Regions from separate parts of the Homo sapiens genome. Here region 2 is linked to region 1. Evidence: chromatin contacts called from ENCODE Hi-C or POLR2A ChIA-PET data. All regions are on one chromosome and are shown on one strand. Each heading gives the region's core, a stretch centred on a gene start or an enhancer-like site at or near the end of the contact. The rest is flanking DNA. Distances are from core to core; before and after follow the strand shown. Region 1 holds the start of CD80 (CD80 molecule). Region 2 overlaps ARHGAP31 (Rho GTPase activating protein 31).

What was found. Hi-C counts contacts between places; a loop is a spot of excess contacts on that map. ChIA-PET counts read pairs that join two places held with the same protein, here RNA polymerase II (POLR2A). Pooled maps may share reads with other maps.
Region 2: a loop to region 1 is called in a pooled map, with 7 times the contacts of the local background. The contact joins the enhancer-like site here to the promoter of CD80 in region 1. A Hi-C loop is called at or near these places in 7 of 37 single-sample maps with no recorded cell type and 4 of 50 pooled maps. POLR2A ChIA-PET finds 5 or more read pairs at or near these places in 2 of 52 experiments (Panc1 and T-cell).

Annotation. Positions count from the first base shown.
Region 1 is chr3:119,557,877-119,561,717 of GRCh38, reverse strand. CD80 (CD80 molecule) reads left to right here and starts at 2,104. Exons shown (of 7, transcript NM_005191.4): 1 at 2,104-2,278; 2 at 3,790-3,841. It overlaps LOC107986118 (a long non-coding RNA gene), which reads right to left and starts at 1,288. Exons shown (of 2, transcript XR_001740861.2): 1 at 973-1,288. RefSeq lists enhancers at 1,831-1,880, 2,651-2,710, 2,981-3,140, 3,502-3,796 and a silencer at 3,502-3,796.
Region 2 is chr3:119,399,482-119,403,150 of GRCh38, reverse strand. ARHGAP31 (Rho GTPase activating protein 31) reads right to left here. Exons shown (of 12, transcript NM_020754.4): 10 at 754-1,329. It overlaps LOC124906273 (a long non-coding RNA gene), which reads left to right. Exons shown (of 2, transcript XR_007096027.1): 2 at 554-3,669. Among named protein-coding and RNA genes, the nearest start is that of TMEM39A, 62 kb to the left of the region's middle. Within about 2 kb of position 1,535, at least 2 of the 41 ENCODE cell types and tissues checked have a DNase peak (open chromatin) inside an H3K27ac peak, as active enhancers do.

The DNA.
Region 1 (3,841 bases), core at 855-3,354:
GTGCTGGGATTACAGGCATGAGCCACTGTGCCCAGCCTCCTTTTAAATCTTTTACTTGGTTTTGTTTTGTTTTGTTTTGTTTTCCAGTAATATAGGTATTCGGGTTCGGCTTCCTTTGCCCGTCTTCATCCATCTCACCTCCAGTGTCCAGAAATTTACCTTAGAAATCTGTGGTCCACAGGTCATGCTCCTAGACACATTGTAGGAGGAAGAGGAATTAAACACATCCCATTAGTACATAATCTTGGAAGAGAAGCCTTCTGAATTTTACAATCAGGATTGGGGAAACTCTGTAAAGTACCTTCCTGGTGTTCCTTTCTTCCAGCCTCTTTGATTAAGTCACATCAAAGCGCTAATGGCAAAGTTGTTTAATGTGTGTTTCTCCAAGGCAGGTTAGGATTTCACTGGGATTCTTAAAATTTGAGGGTGTCTGTGATCGTCAAAATTTGTATTCATGTAGTCCCTCATGAAATTTCTAAAACTCGGCTGGGTGCAGTGGCTCATGCCTGTAATCCCAGCACTTTGGGAGGCCGAGGAGGGTGGATCACAAGGTCAGGAGTTTGAGACCAGCCTGGCCAATATGGTGAAACCCCATCTCTACTAAAAATTTAAAAATTAGCCTGGCATGGTGGCACACGCCTGTAGTCCCAGCTACTCAGGAGGCTGAGGCAGAAGAATTGCTTGAACCCAGGAGGCGGAGGTTGCAGTGAGCCAAGATTGCACCACTGCACTCCAGCCTGGGCGGCAGAGAAAGACTTCATCTAAAAAAAAAAAAAGAAAATAAATTTCTAAAACTCTGTATTTCTTTGCTCTTTTAAGTTGACATCTATAACTTTCTATTACTTTAAATACCTGGAAAAAAAATCACTTCCAGTGCATTGTAATAATGTATCAAGTAGAAGTGGCTAAAATCAGTGAAAACATTTCTTTGATCTGAATAAATGTTCAAGAAAATAGAAAACATGAACTTACCTCCAATCTATGTTCCCTTTACTTGAAAATGTAATGTTGATCTACTAGAGGTAAGGCAGGAATTGTCACATCCATATTCCTTGCAACTATTCAAAATATGCATCTGAGACCAGAACAAGACACAGGTGAAGAAGGGTGCTCACTAGGCCCCTTCTGCCAATACAGAAGGAGACAGTGCAGTGGAGTCCTTTCATAGCAAGTTCTGCCTTCATGATTTCCAAAGCTTCAGTATTCCAAATCTCAGGTGAATAGGGTGGTATCCACTAAGCTCTGCCACAAACTTGTTGCTGAGATGAAGGAAGCCGCCGCTGTAGTCAGTATTTCTCACCCACACGGTTTGCTCTCTTTCTGGCTGGTGTGGGAAGGATGGCGTCTTTTTTTTTTTTTTTTTTTTGAGATGGAGTCTTGCTCTGTTACCCAAGCTGGATTGTAGTGTTGTGATCTCGGCTCACTGCAACCCATGCAAGGTGCTGTCAGGTTCCACCTGTGCAAACAAGTACACTGGTCCAGCATGGGTCAGCTGCTCACTCACAGGGGCTCCAGAATCCTACAAAGGGACACACAGGGGTGGGTGGCAACCTAGTTGGAAATGGGAGTGATGGGCATGACTAAAGTCTTCCTCATCCCACCAGAGGCGCACTCAACTGTGGCTAGGGTGACCAGAATTCACTGTCCAGCGTGGCTGGCAGGAGCCCACTCTCTGAAGATGGTGGGATTCAGAGGTGGGAGTAGAGTTGGGTGGTCCTGTGAGCTGAGCACTCTCCCAAAAGTGTCCCCTACATATGAGGTTGACAGCTTATTCCTGCAGGGACTCAGGAGTAACTCTGGGTGCTAAAACAAAACTTGAGACCAGCACAGAAACAGCCAGCCCATGAAGCTGGCCTCCCATCACACAGCAAGGCTAGCCAGATGCCCCTCACTCTTCTCGGGCACCATTCTTCTCCTCCCCTAGGCCGCCTGGTGCTCGTGGTGTTTCATGTTTGTTAGTCCATGCACGGTGGTGAGGGAGGCTGCTGTGTGATTTGCCCCAGCCACAGCCTCTACAAAAGCAACTAGAAGAAGACGGCAGCAGAGGGCGCTTCTTCAAACACCCTGTCCAACTCCTGGCACTGACAAGTACTGAGTGAACTCAAACCCTCTGTAAAGTAACAGAAGTTAGAAGGGGAAATGTCGCCTCTCTGAAGATTACCCAAAGAAAAAGTGATTTGTCATTGCTTTATAGACTGTAAGAAGAGAACATCTCAGAAGTGGAGTCTTACCCTGAAATCAAAGGATTTAAAGAAAAAGTGGAATTTTTCTTCAGCAAGTAAGTACATTTACTATTATCTTACTATGGGATAGCTTGGTAGAACTAGTTACCAGCAACCTCACTGCTTTTTAAACAAACAATACCTCTGCTACCACCTCCTGGATCCAGGCTTGCCCTCAAAGGAACCCTTAGGGTCTCATTCCCACAGGAGGCTGTGGCTTCCCGACATATTTGGAGCATCATAGTGAGAATTGTGGCCCATTATTTTAAAATATCCTAGATCCTAGCAAATATTGTTTTTGTGGGCCGTATTTGAATTTCTCAAGCCAGTAAAATTCTAGTGAAAGTGGGAAAATCGCTTGAGCTCGGGAGGTTGAGACTGTGGTGAGCTATGGTCACGCCACTGCACTCTAGCCTGTGTGACAGAGCAAGATTCTATCTTAAGAAAAACAAATTCTGGTGAATAAGTCTCTTTTAACTAATCCTGTCTAAAATGGATGATGGCTAATAAAACAATATGGCGTGGCTGGAACTCTAGCTCTAGGGTGGTCTCCAAAGAGGACACTCAAGCATTCTCTGAGCAGCACGGGGCTGTGTCCTGGTAGCAGCCTGAAGGGGTGACAGTGGAGCACAGTGTTTATTTTCATTTCTCAATTTTGACATATTTACTGGAAAAATTAATCCCTAGCCACCTCACATGACAGTACATAATTTTTTTTTTTTTTTTTTTTGAGATGGAGTCTCACTCTGTCGCCTAGGCTGGAGTGCAGTGTTGCAATCATCTTGGCTCACTGCAGCCTCCACCTCCTGGATTCAAGCAATTCTCGTGCCTCAGCCTCCCAAGTGGCTGGGATTACAGGCACCCACCACCACACCTGGCTAATTTTTGTATTTTTGGTAGAAATGGGGTTTTGCCATGTTGGCCAGGCTGGTCTGGAACTCCTGGCCTCAAGTAATCCGCCCACCTCAGCCTCCCAAAGTGCTGGGATTACAGGCGTGAGCCACCACGCCTGGCCCTGGAGTACATAATTTTGATAAGTAACGTCTGCAGTGTCTTTTTTTCCCTCCCTTTTTATGGATAGACTTTTCTGGTTATTGAGATCTCATACCCCTTTATGATATATTATTTGAGTAGAGGGTTTAAAGAATTGAGATACTTGTTTTCTTATGTTAATATGTCAAGAAAGAAGTTGTTTCATAACTTAGGTCCTGCCTTGGACAAAATACACCCTTACTGTCTGCTCTATGTTTCTTGGTATGTTCAGAAGAGGATTTGAACTTTTGCAGGTTGGCTAACAGATATGGAGGGTCCTTAGAGCTCTCCTGTTTCTAACCAAATCTTCACCCCACCTATTAAGTAGAAAGCCTTTTCATGGAAGGGCTGTGGTTGGTTCTTGGAACTGGTCCCCTCACAGAATTTCCATTCGCTTTTCCTCAGGGTCACGCCCTGCTTTAGAGGTTGCTTAGGTTAAGCTCTCCAATTAATTTTAGCAGGCAACTCGAGAGTTTTGCAACTCAAAGTAGGCACACCTTCCTTCCTGAATGACTTTTATTTGTTCCTTTTTCAGGCTGTGAAACTAAATCCACAACCTTTGGAGACCCAGGAACACCCTCCAATCT
Region 2 (3,669 bases), core at 286-2,785, 160 kb after region 1:
TTTGATTGTCAGCCACCCTTTCCTTTGGGGTTCTCCCTGCTTCCATTTTATGTGGCCCATGTTTGCTTGTTAATTAAAGAAACTCTCTTCACTCCAGACACACCCAGAGACTCAAGTCTGGCCAATCTCAGAACCCAATTAGCTGGAAACAGTGATTGGTCCAAGGCTGGGCATGGGACTCAGGCAGATCCAATCAGAATCCTTCCTGCATTTGATATCAGAAAATTGGGAGAGGGATGCTCTTTCTCGTTGCTAGGGTTGCTAGCCATGTTGTCTGCAAATATAAAGTAGAAATAAGGATGGGTGGATGGAAAGAGAAGGAGACTGGAAGAACTGAATCCCCAATTCCAGCTCTGCAGCTCTGCATTCCATTCTGTGAGTTTTTCTCCTGCCTTCTCACTCTGTGAGCAAATAAAATAATAATAGGTAATATTTATTATATACTTATTGTATGTAGACACTGTTCTGAGAGCTTCATATGTATTAAATAATTTAATATTTACAACAAACTTATGAAAAAGGTATTATTAACATAATTATTCCCATTTTACAGATTAAGAAACCGAGGCACAGAGTGGTTACATTAACCTGCTGAAGATCACGCAGTAAAATGGCAGAGCGTGGATTTGTACCCAATCGGGCTCTAGAGCCCACAGGCTTAACCACCGCACTATATTGCCTTGCAAACTCAAGCAAATTTAAGTCTGGTTTTTCTCTCTTGCAACGGAAAGATACCCTCTCTCCTCTACTTACCTGCAGAAGTCTCAGCTCCCAGCGGTTTCTCTTCTTCTGGCCAGCCTCCGCTCTCTGATCCATGAAAAGAAAACTCTTCCAGGCTGGAAAGAGACTGCAGCTCCTTCGGGGGTGTTCTGCACGGCGTGCTGTTGGTGCTGATGACTGCGGACACGCGGAGCGGCACAGATACCGCAAAGGGCTCGGAGATGTTCAGCGCCTTGCGCTGGTTACGCGGCGAGGGCTCCATCTGGAAGAGGCTGCTGGTGAAGACGGATTTGCTAGGGCTGTCGTTCGAAGTGTAGAACATACCCAACATCTTTGGGGCTGTTTGCTCGCTCTCCGGATCCTCAACAGGCCGGAAAACCTTCAGCTGTTCCGGTGGGGGCCGGGCCTGAGCGCCCTGGAGATGGCTGCGATCACTGCTCACATCAAAGCCACCCTCAGCCCCGGGAGGCATCCCCTCCTGGCCCCATTCGCCCTCCTGCTTGGTGAGGTCACATGAGCTGCCGGTGCCGGTGGAGTGCATCTTTGTTGCTGGAATGAAAAATCCACCGGTGGTAACTGTTCGATTGAAATTTCCCTTGGTTTCTTTTCCTAGTAAAAAGGAACAAGTGTATGGTCAGCAGCCGGGGCACACATACAATAGCAGGCCTTCCAGTAAGGGCAGGCACACGACATTTGAATACTAGAGAGGCACAGCATTCTAACAGGGGCATAACCGCCCAGATAAAGACAGGTAACATCTGGATGACAAAAGAGAAAGCACTTCCTCATATGCACAGAATTTCAGCATGATGCTTTGGTAGGTTCATTTGCTGTTGTGCCATACAGATCACTTTTAAACTTTGCAGGTAGAGCAGTTTTCAAAAAAAGATTACTGCTAAAGTTGCTAAACAGAGCCATCATCTACTAGGCATTAAATGTAGACCATGAAAAAATAAAGAGACAGATGGGAGGCGGTAGGATGATGTTTGCTCAAAATGAAGAAGACAAAAAGGAAAAATAAACAGAATCTTGTCTTATTTTAGAACTTTAAAACTTTTTGTTTTAAGTTTTCTCTGGCAGATGGACCCAGACAGGGGGGTTTGATTTCCCAGCAAGGAAACAAATGCTATTAACAACTAGACCTTCCCCACCTTTTCTCAGGCTTCTTCCTGTTGATTCAGAGGATGAGAAACTAGAAATGTAAATTAACTAACTGTTAGAAAGCACAGTTGTGAGGAGTGAATTTTTTTTTTTTTTTTTGAGATGGAGTACAGCTCTGTCGCCCAGGCTGGAGTGCAGTGTCGTGATCTCGGCTCACTGCAACCTCCACCTCCCGGGTTGAAGTGATTCTCCTGCCTCAACCTCCTGAGTAGCTGGGATTACAGGCACCTGCCACCGCGCCCGGCTAATTTTTGTATTTTTAGTAGAGAGGAGATCTCACCATGTTGGCCAGGCTGGTCTTGAACTCCTGACCTCAGGTGATCTGCCTGCCTCGGCCTCCCAAAGTGCTGGGATGACAGGCATGAGCCACTATGCCCAGACCAAGTTCTTGACTTAGAAATAAAGGCAAGGAAGAGAAAAGCCTACGTGGGAAGTAAATAAGCTTGGAGATGATACGCGAGTTGCCAGGAATCTAGAAAATAATTTCTAACTTGGTACTAAGCACTAAACTGGGCATCTTACATAACTGTATGCTTAAAATTCTTATGACCACCCTGTAAGGAAGTGTAATGATCTTTAACACATGAGGACATCGAGACTCAGCAGTTAGATGACCTAATACTCACATGCCATGTATATAAAAACCTATATGTTGAAATATTAACTCCTGCAAAACTGGGCAATAACTGCCAAGAAGTTTCCAAACCAAAGCAAATAGATGAATATAAAAGTAAGAAAATGCTGAAAGTATCGAGTTAACTTAAGAAGATCTCACTGAGTGTTATACAGGTTTAGAATTATTATTATTTTTTTTTTGAGACAGGCTGGAGTGCAGTGGCGCAATCTCAGCTCACTGCAATCTCTGCCTCCTGGGTTCAAACGATTCTCGTGCCTCAGCCTCTGCCTCCTGGGTTTAAGTGATTCTTGTGCCTCGGCTTCCTGAGTAGCTGGAATTATAGGCATGCACCACCACGCCTGGCTAATTTCTTGTATTTTTTTTAGTACAGAGAGGATTTCACCATGTTGGCCAGGCTGGTCTCGAACTCCTGGCCTCAAGTGATCCACCTGCCTCAGCCTCCCAAAGTGCTGGGATTACAGGCATGAGCCACCACACCCGGCCCGGGTTTAGAATTATTTTTAAAATGTTGTTCTAAAGATTTTCTGTATTGTTTTGGTCTGACCCATTTTTGAAAGAGAAAAATGTCTTGTATTAAAGGGGCTGGAAAGTCATGGGATAAGTATAGGGGAGTTTTAACAGTCTGTTGCCAGACAAGTCCTTTGCCTTGTAATTTGTAATGGTGCTTGTTGGTTACTTAACAGAAATAGAAGAGAGAGATACAGGCAAGTCAGCCCTGAAGGATACAGCTGTGAGAACAAATGTTATGTGTTATTTTGGTGGTCGGTGTTACCTCATGTGCAACTGTATACACGTCTACTCCAACAAAGGATATTGTGGTTTGCACATGGCTGATACATAGCTGGTGCCTAATTAATGTTTAATGATACATAATAAATGAATGAATAAATAGATACATGAATGAACCTACCAACTGAAAATCATGACTTGACACAAAAACTAGGAAGCGAAAGCATATGGAAACAGCCAAGTTCAAGATACATAGGCCTCTAGGCATAAAACCATAGGGCATAAACCAATGCTTGGCTCTTTCTTTCTGCCCAAAGGGGAAGACTCTTCTGCCTTAGGTTTCAGGTGTTGACCTTTTACCTGGTTCAGGTTTGAATGAAAAGTAGCCATGGACTTCAGCTGTGGCTAGAGGAAGGATGGGC